Linked DNA regions of Homo sapiens: region 1 is linked to region 2. A link is an interaction called in ENCODE POLR2A ChIA-PET data of the cell type or tissue named here. Cell type or tissue: Panc1. All regions are shown on one strand.

Region 1 (4,000 bases), 200 kb before region 2:
GTGTTAGCCAGGATGGTCTCAATCTCCTGACCTCGTGAGCCGCCCGCCTCGGCCTCCCAAAGTGCTGGGATTACAGGTGTGAGCCACTGCGCCCGGCCAAGAAAGCCAAATTTTCTGTTTTCCAATTTTTTTTCTGTTCCCGTCCATCTCCCTAGGCTTTAAATTTCCAAATATATCAAATATGATTTTTTTTTGGATGGAGTCTCCCTCTTCACCCAGGCTGGAGTGCAGTGATGCGATCTCGGCTCACTGCAACCTCAGCCTCCCAGGTTCAAGTGATTCTCCTGCCTGAGCCTCCCAAGAAGCTGGGATTACAGGTGCGCACCACCATGCCAGTCTAAATTTTGTATTTTTAGTAGAGACAGGGTTTCATCATGTTGACCAGGCTAGTTTCAAACTCCTGGCTTGCAGTGATCCACCTCAGCCTCCCAAAGTGCTGGGATTACAGGCGTGAGCCACTGCGCCTGGCCTCAAATATGATCATTCTTAAAAGCAAACCAAGTTCTATAGAATATATATATTTTTTAGGTGAAACTTGATATTTCGTGTTCTACGCTGCTTTACAAATTGAAAAATATCTTTTCTTTAGTTCAAAGAAAGGGAGAGAACTAACAGTTGAATTCCTATTGTGATTTATTGTAGATACATGTTGGATTTTATGTCATCTTATTTAATCCTTGTAACTATTCTGCAAAATAGTTACACTGTATAACTTAATCCCCAGAGAGTGTCTACTGTGTACTTTCTCTGTTCTAGGGACTTTTACAGGGGTTAGAGACTTTGTGATCCCACCAGGAACTCATTCTGGTGGGGAAGATAGCATATGAATGACTAATTACAATAGAAACAGTAAAGTCCCATAATACATAGATGAACAGAAGGGTATTCGAGCATACATTTTAAATTTAAATTTCTTTAATGTGTGCACCAATCAAAATGGTAGGCTTACCCCAAAAAACAAATTCTGAGGCTGTTGCAAAAGACTCCAATATTTTGACACAAAAAGCTTTCTAGAAACAGATGGGTAACTAACTAGTAACATAGGTACCTCTTTATCTTTTTTTCTGTAAGGGAACTCTGGAAAGGTTTCTAACTACTCTTTTCCTCTAACAAAGTTACTTACTTCTAACAAAGTTTTTTTTTATTATTTTTATGTTTTGAGACAGGGTCTCACTGTGTGTCACTGAGTGCACTGGAGTGCAGTGGCATGATCGTAGCTCACTGCAGCCTTGAACTCTTGGGCTCACAAGATCCTCCTGCCTCGGCCTCACGAGTAGCTAGCACTACAGGCATGTGCCACCATACACGGCTAATTTTTTTATTATTATTATTTGTAGAGGTGAGGTCTCATCATGTTGCTCAGGCTCATCTCAAACTCCTGGCCTTAAGTAATCCTCCCACATCAGCCTCCCAAACTGTTAGGATTACAGTTGTGAGCCACTGCACCTGGCCTAATTTCTAATGATAGTATTTGCCAGTAAAATAACTTAAAACGGGCTGAGTGCAATAGCTCATGTCTGTAATCCTGGCACTTTGGGAGGCCAAGGCAGGTGGATCACTTGAGGTCAGCAGTTCAAGACCAGCCTGGCCAACATGGTGAAATCCCGTCTCTACTAAAAATAGAAAAAATTAGCTGGGCATGGTGGCACACACCTGCAATCCCAGTTACTCGGGAGGCTGAGGCAGGAGAATAGCTTGCACACAGGAGGCAGAGGTTGCAGTGAGCTGAGATCACGCCACTGCACTCCAACCTAGGCAACAGAACGAGACTTTCTCTCAAAAAAAAAAAAAAAATTAAAATATTTTAAAGAGACTTTACCTATTCATTCATACCCTTACACAATTCTAAAAATATTTTCATGTGGCTTACACAAATATATACAATAGCACAGAATAAATGAAAATAGTAGCAAAATGACTATATCTGTGTATCTTTCTGTATCAATTTCCTCTCAATATCAATTTCCTATTCCCCACAAATAGCTATTTCCTCTCTCCTGGTTTCAATTCTTTGTGGCTATCTGGAAAGCTCTGGTTTCCTCTGGAACTGATCAGTGCCTTGCTCTAGCCCCAGACCGCCCTGGCTTGTCTCCATGTGGGGTCTGCGTCGCCTCCTCCACAAGCACAATTCAGTCTCCAAATGACTTAGGCAAGAACTTTTGTCTTAAACAAATCTGTTTATCAGAGAGCCATTGGATCATATGTTATAGAAGCCTCAACAAACAGGATATTCCGTCTCAAATTGGTGGCCTCTTGGCAAACACAAGAATGCCTCCCAGGGAAGCATATGATTCTCAGGAACACCATGACACGTCATCAGCCTCAGTCACTGAAGGAAACAGGTTAGGCATCTGCTCACTGGCACTTCCTGGTTGAAGTACAACAATTAGTGTCTTTTTTGAATATGTGCAGCTTTGGGATTATTAATTTCAGCATGAGAAATCATTAGTATTCTTAATTTAAAGAGGAAACCTTTGGACAGGAGTCTGCGGCTATCAATCAATACTAAAGATTTTCTCTGAATTATGATGTTTTTACCTGACTCTGAAAATGGATTTTTTTTCCCTTTTCATTTTTGAGCTTTTGAATTTGACTTAGCATACGGACTCTGTCAGGTTCCTGTGGTGAATTGATAATGAAATTAGGAGAGACAGGGTCCATTGACTTAGAAGACCTGTGCCATTAGTTAAGTCTTCCCTCTGTTTCTGCAGCTGGCTTGACACCCACTTAGTCACCTAGGTTTTGGCACTTGCCTCTGACACTAACACTTGAGAGAGCAGAGCTCAGAATGGAGATGAGGAGGTAGCACAGTAAATAGGCATTATCAAAAAAAGACAGAGGTGAAAATCAATACCTCCATTAACATCTAGAAGCAGACTTTTCAAAGAACATTTATATGTTTAGCTGACAGTAATGTACCAAGAAGACTAGTTCCTTTATAGGTCACAAAGTATGTAACTATCCCTATGGTGTTATTTATTTTTCTTCCCATTTGGCTAAGAAGTATCATCAATAGGATTTAAAACTAAAAATAAACAAAAAACTCTGCCCAGCAAAAATATTCAAATAAAGGGTACAATTTTCAACAAAGTAGATACAACAAAATTCTAGTAATATACATCAAAATTATTAATAATGTAAGGTAAAATAGCTATTCTCTTGAAATTTGTCATAAGGCTTTGACGTACACGTATATCTTTTTTATAAGGTTATTATTTTTGTGACGCACATGACTTGAGATACCTGTATTGCAATGAACTGTATGTTTCTGGTTTTGTTTTTTTGGCATTGTGTTACTGTTGTTATCCTAACTGTCATCTTCAAATATAGGTTTAATTCCTGGTTTTCACATTCCTTAGCTCTGTGACTGTCAGAAGTCAACTTATATCATGCTCGGTTTCCCTATGTGTTACAGTAGTATTAGGAGAAATAAGTGATAGGTGTGTGTAAATGCCTAGCACAGTGCCTGGCACAAAATAAAGTCTCAGTAGATGGTAGTCCCCCACCTCCCCACCCCACCCCTCATTGCTTTCTCTTCCTCCCATGTTGGTCCCCTTGCCTCCTCTGCTTTGCCATCTCCTTCTCTATACCATCAAAGGAACACCTCTGGGCAAAGGAGACCACATTCATTTATGTCGGATAACACATTGACCTGGCGGCCTTCATTCCAGTGTAAAGAGGCTGGGTACCTCCCCTGTAGCTGTCATCCTTGCTCCTTGGTATTCTTTGCTAGTGCCTGTGCACAGGAGCCAAAGCTTGGTGTGACCAACTATCATCACTAAGCAGTGTAGGATTTGGGACCCGTCTCACCTCCAGGAACAGAAGTTGGAGCAAATAAATAGATGTAGTCTGTCAACTTGAACTTTGCAGGACACTCTGAACTTGAGTCCGATCTTCAAGAAAGAACAGGTTTAGAACAAAGAAATGCTGAGAACCTTGGGAGAAAGTAAGAGAGCCTTAAAATCCATCTGAGCAAAAGATAGACAGGCTGAGCAGTATC
Region 2 (4,000 bases):
ATGACAATTCCTTCTATCTTCAAGGGCAAAGTGTTCAATAAAAGTTGAACATTAGGACTGTGGTAATTTTCTCTTTCTTTTTTTTTTCTGAGTTTTCTTTCAAACCCCTCTCTTTTCTAAAATCTGAAAGCAAGAACTGAAGGCCTGCTCCCTCCTTCGTCCTTCTATAATAAGGATAACAAATACCTGCATAGGAGGAATTCTTCACAAACAAAATTACTTCGGGGGAAAAAAGGCCATTGGAAGGAAAAGAAAAACCTAAAATTGTGGGACTTAGATACAATACGGGATACTTTAAAAAGCATCTTTTCCTTCAGAAAGATTTCTAGTTTCTGTGTTACTGGTTGGGCTCTAGGGATTCATGAACCCATCTGAAATAGCAAGCAACATCTTGCATGACATGGTCACATAGGCATTTTTCTGCAGGAAAAGATGTTTAGTTTTAATGAGATCCCAAAGACACCAATGAATGAAAAGTTTAAGCAGTACTACTAAGGATCCTAATAGTTTACTGTAACTTTTGTGTGGGTAGGGTTGTGGCCATTTTTTGTTGTCCCTGCCTGGTGTCCATTTCTACTTTCTTTGGTAACAGTACCTCAGTGTTCCTTTGGGGGACTGCCCTCCTTCACTCTAAGCCCAGGCGAGCACATGGCTCAGGTGTGGTTGATAAGCATACTCTACCCTTCTGGCCATAATGTGTGGTTCAGGAAGTGGGCAAGTAACTCACTATAGGTCTGAGATTTTGCTGAAACTATTAGGAAAGAATCATCTTCTTTTTATTGCAGTTGCTGAACAGATATAATATAAATCTGGGTCTGACAGGGACCTCCATGGGGTAAGAGCTTTTCTGAAAGTGAAGCTAGCAGGCAATAAGATTGAGCCAAGAAATGGAAGAAGAGAGTCATGATACCTTTTTGAACCCATAAATCCGGTAGTGTCTAACAGTCTCCTTCTGTACTTTTTAGTTACCTAAACTAATAAACACACTCTTCTTCCACTCCTTTGTTTGTTTACTTAAATGAGTTTGAGTTGGGATTTTGTCACTCAGGTGACAGAGTCCTGAGTGACATCTCTGTGTATATATATGGTTTTTGAATATGTGTGAGAATAGCATGTACAATTTGGCATGCGTTGCAACATCTACGAGTTGTGTGGGAGATGTAATTTACCATTTCGCATATTTAAGTCTATTGACATAAGACACTTTTTAAGGGACTAAAAAAAAACTTTTGTTTTCCTAATCTGTAATTATAACTTATGTTTTGTCCTTGGCCTACCTGGTTTTTCTCTTAAAAAATGCCCTTCTGCCAAAAATGACTTTCATATTCATTCATATTCATCTGGTATTTTAAGTCGGCAGTGTGGATGTCCCCATGGTACCCTGTGACCCAAAGAAGAAAGTGGGAGAAACAAGACAAACTGGAGGGCACCTGAGTGTGACTTCAGGATTTTTCTTATTTCTTTCATTTGCAGTAAGCAAGAAAGAGTGCTCGTTCTATTTAACCCAATGAAGTTAGAAGAGAGAACAAAGAATCATTTTGAAAAATCTGCTGATAGTTCTAACAAAATAGGCTCTCTTATCTAAGGCTCAGTCACAACAAAGATGAAAAAATTCTTTTATGTGCTCAAGTACTTTTTCAGTTTTTGAAAAAAATCAATACCATATTCACACTAACGTTTGCTTGGATAAAATATTGACTGTAGACATGTTCCTTTGAATCCTTATGTAAAAGCGCCCATCTTAATCATCAGATGGGTTCTAATTGTCCCCCCTCCCCTCTAACAGAAAGAGTAATGAAATGACAGCTAAAAACAGAACTATATAGTTATTTTATAACTGGCACTAACAAATTTCGCCAATTACAGAGTCCATTCTGTAAACAATGAATGTGTGGCTCCCAATTAATCTAGTGCACCTCCAGGCAAGGTCTAAATCAGCTGGATACAGCTAAAGCAATTTGCACACAGCTAAAAGCAAATTGGAAAATAAGTGTTCCACGCTGCTGCCTATCTTTCCAAGCCAAAGACACAATCAGTATTCTGGCAGAAGCCCTCTGTCATGTTATTTGCAGCTATCAATTTTAATTATAACAATTATTGATTAGTTAGGAAAGCGAATAATCTGAAGCTCAAATGAATGACTCTGCAGCTTCAGGTCTCCTTCCTGTTTCTTAAGGGCTGTTGTTATGAGTCCTACTTAAAGATCCCACCTGCATGTCTGGACTGTTCTACCCCTACTTTTCCCGCCCCTCCCCACTACACACAGTTTTAGTTTTCCAAATCAGAATAAAGACTGCTCTGACCTGAAATAAAGCTTGGCTAGCATCTTATTTCTAATCAGAGAATTTAGAGACAAAGAGTGTTTGGAGTTCAAGAAACTATTTTATCTCAGTTGGGTAAAGAAGGAAGAAGAGAAATTCAATAGAAGGAAAGGAAAGTAGAACTGTATGTAAGAAAGAGAAGAAAAATGGTCACTAAGTTGTTAGATGAAACCAACAAGACAATGTGGTTTCATGAATGAGAAAGAAAGGTAAAATTTGGGGTTAAAAGGCCTGAAAGAATCTTTCCCTTAAGATATAAGTGGGAGCTAAATAATGAGAACCCATATGGGCATATAGAGGGGAACAACACACACTGGGGCCTTTTGGAGGGAGGAGGTTGGAAGGAGGGATCAGGAAAAATAACTAATGGGTACTGGGCTTAATACCTCAGTGATGAAATAATCTGTACAACCAACTCTGGTGACACAAGTTTACCTATATGACAAACCCACAGTTGTAACCCTGAACTTAAAAAAATAAAAATAAAAATAAAAAGATTATTGCTGCACTGTTAAATTTGTGATCTTGAGGAAATCAAATAACATTACTAAACGTTTATCTCCTAGTCTGTAAAATAGGGGCGAGAATAACACAATGAGAATAGTACTTTCTTTATTAGTTAGCTTTATTTTTTAGGTGGAGAAGATTGGAAGTGGGGAGGCAGTGAAATGATACACTCTCTTTGAAAGGCTTCTACTAGATGGTTATAAATGTTATGCTGGGCTCTCCCAAATAAGGTCTATCATATTTCTTGAACTAACCACATTCTCCTCTATATCAATTTTCTTTTGTCAGATTCTGTCTGAAGGAACCCCAGAGAGGTAAGCAGATATAGAGATGATAAATATGAACATAAATAAACTTATCTCTCACTTTATCAAATATGTGCAGCTAGCAAATTTGGCTATAAAGTGAATTTCTGCAAAGCAAATCCCACTTCTCTATTGATGTCTATTATGAAATCAGATATATATCCATGGATAAGAATTTCTCCAAGATAATAAGTCAAAAATCGTTATAGGACAGCAGTAGATACTTAGAAGTGTGTTCAGAATTTTGAAATATTTGGCATGAGTATCCCACCTCTGGGATTCATCTGGAACCTATCTTTTTCAGAAAAGGTTGGTTAAGGCCCAAGAAAGATCAGCAGCTCTTGGAATTAAGCTCCCCTTCTCCTTTGGTTTAAGCACTTTAAATCCGTAGAAAGTAGATGAATTCTGTGCTTTATCACTTCTTAATCTAAAAACTCAGCATATTGGGCTTATTAATGGAAGGCTGGATAGAGGTGGACCACATTAGGTGGTACAGTCTGAATGTGGTAACTGCAGTTCAAGGGGCTGTTACATTCTAGAGCTGGATGTAATCTAAGAACTAAAGCAAGATCAGAGCCTTATTATTCTTAGCAAGTCTTACAGAAGAGAGGTTAAAACCTCAAGTAATTACTACTCAATTTCTATTTGTTTCTTCTTGTAGGAAAAATCATACATTTGGAGAAGCATGGTTATAGGACTCAGACCTCATGGAGTCAACCAGTTTAATGAACATCATTTTCTTTCTACAGGTTTCTTAAAAATGATTTCAAATTGTGTGGGGGGTACAATATACTTCTTCTTTAATTTAAGGAAAGGCATGGCTTACTTTGTTAGTTTGCTCTGTATCAGAGAATATGACTTATAGCT

Evidence for each region. Peaks named below come from ENCODE experiments on the same cell type or tissue, not always from the same donor. Only the 100,000 strongest peaks of a DNase experiment are listed, where the experiment ranks them.
Region 1: POLR2A ChIA-PET joins it to region 2 with 10 read pairs; 1 of 35 experiments calls an interaction of 5 or more read pairs at or near these places.

Annotation. Positions count from the first base shown.
Region 1 is chr5:124,811,253-124,815,252 of GRCh38, reverse strand. No RefSeq gene overlaps it. Among named protein-coding and RNA genes, the nearest start is that of ZNF608, 67 kb to the right of the region's middle. In Panc1, no CTCF peak of the experiment used is centred here; no DNase peak of the experiment used is centred here; H3K27ac peaks cover 353 bases.
Region 2 is chr5:124,614,643-124,618,642 of GRCh38, reverse strand. No RefSeq gene overlaps it. Among named protein-coding and RNA genes, the nearest start is that of ZNF608, 130 kb to the left of the region's middle. In Panc1, no CTCF peak of the experiment used is centred here; no DNase peak of the experiment used is centred here; H3K27ac peaks cover 3,436 bases.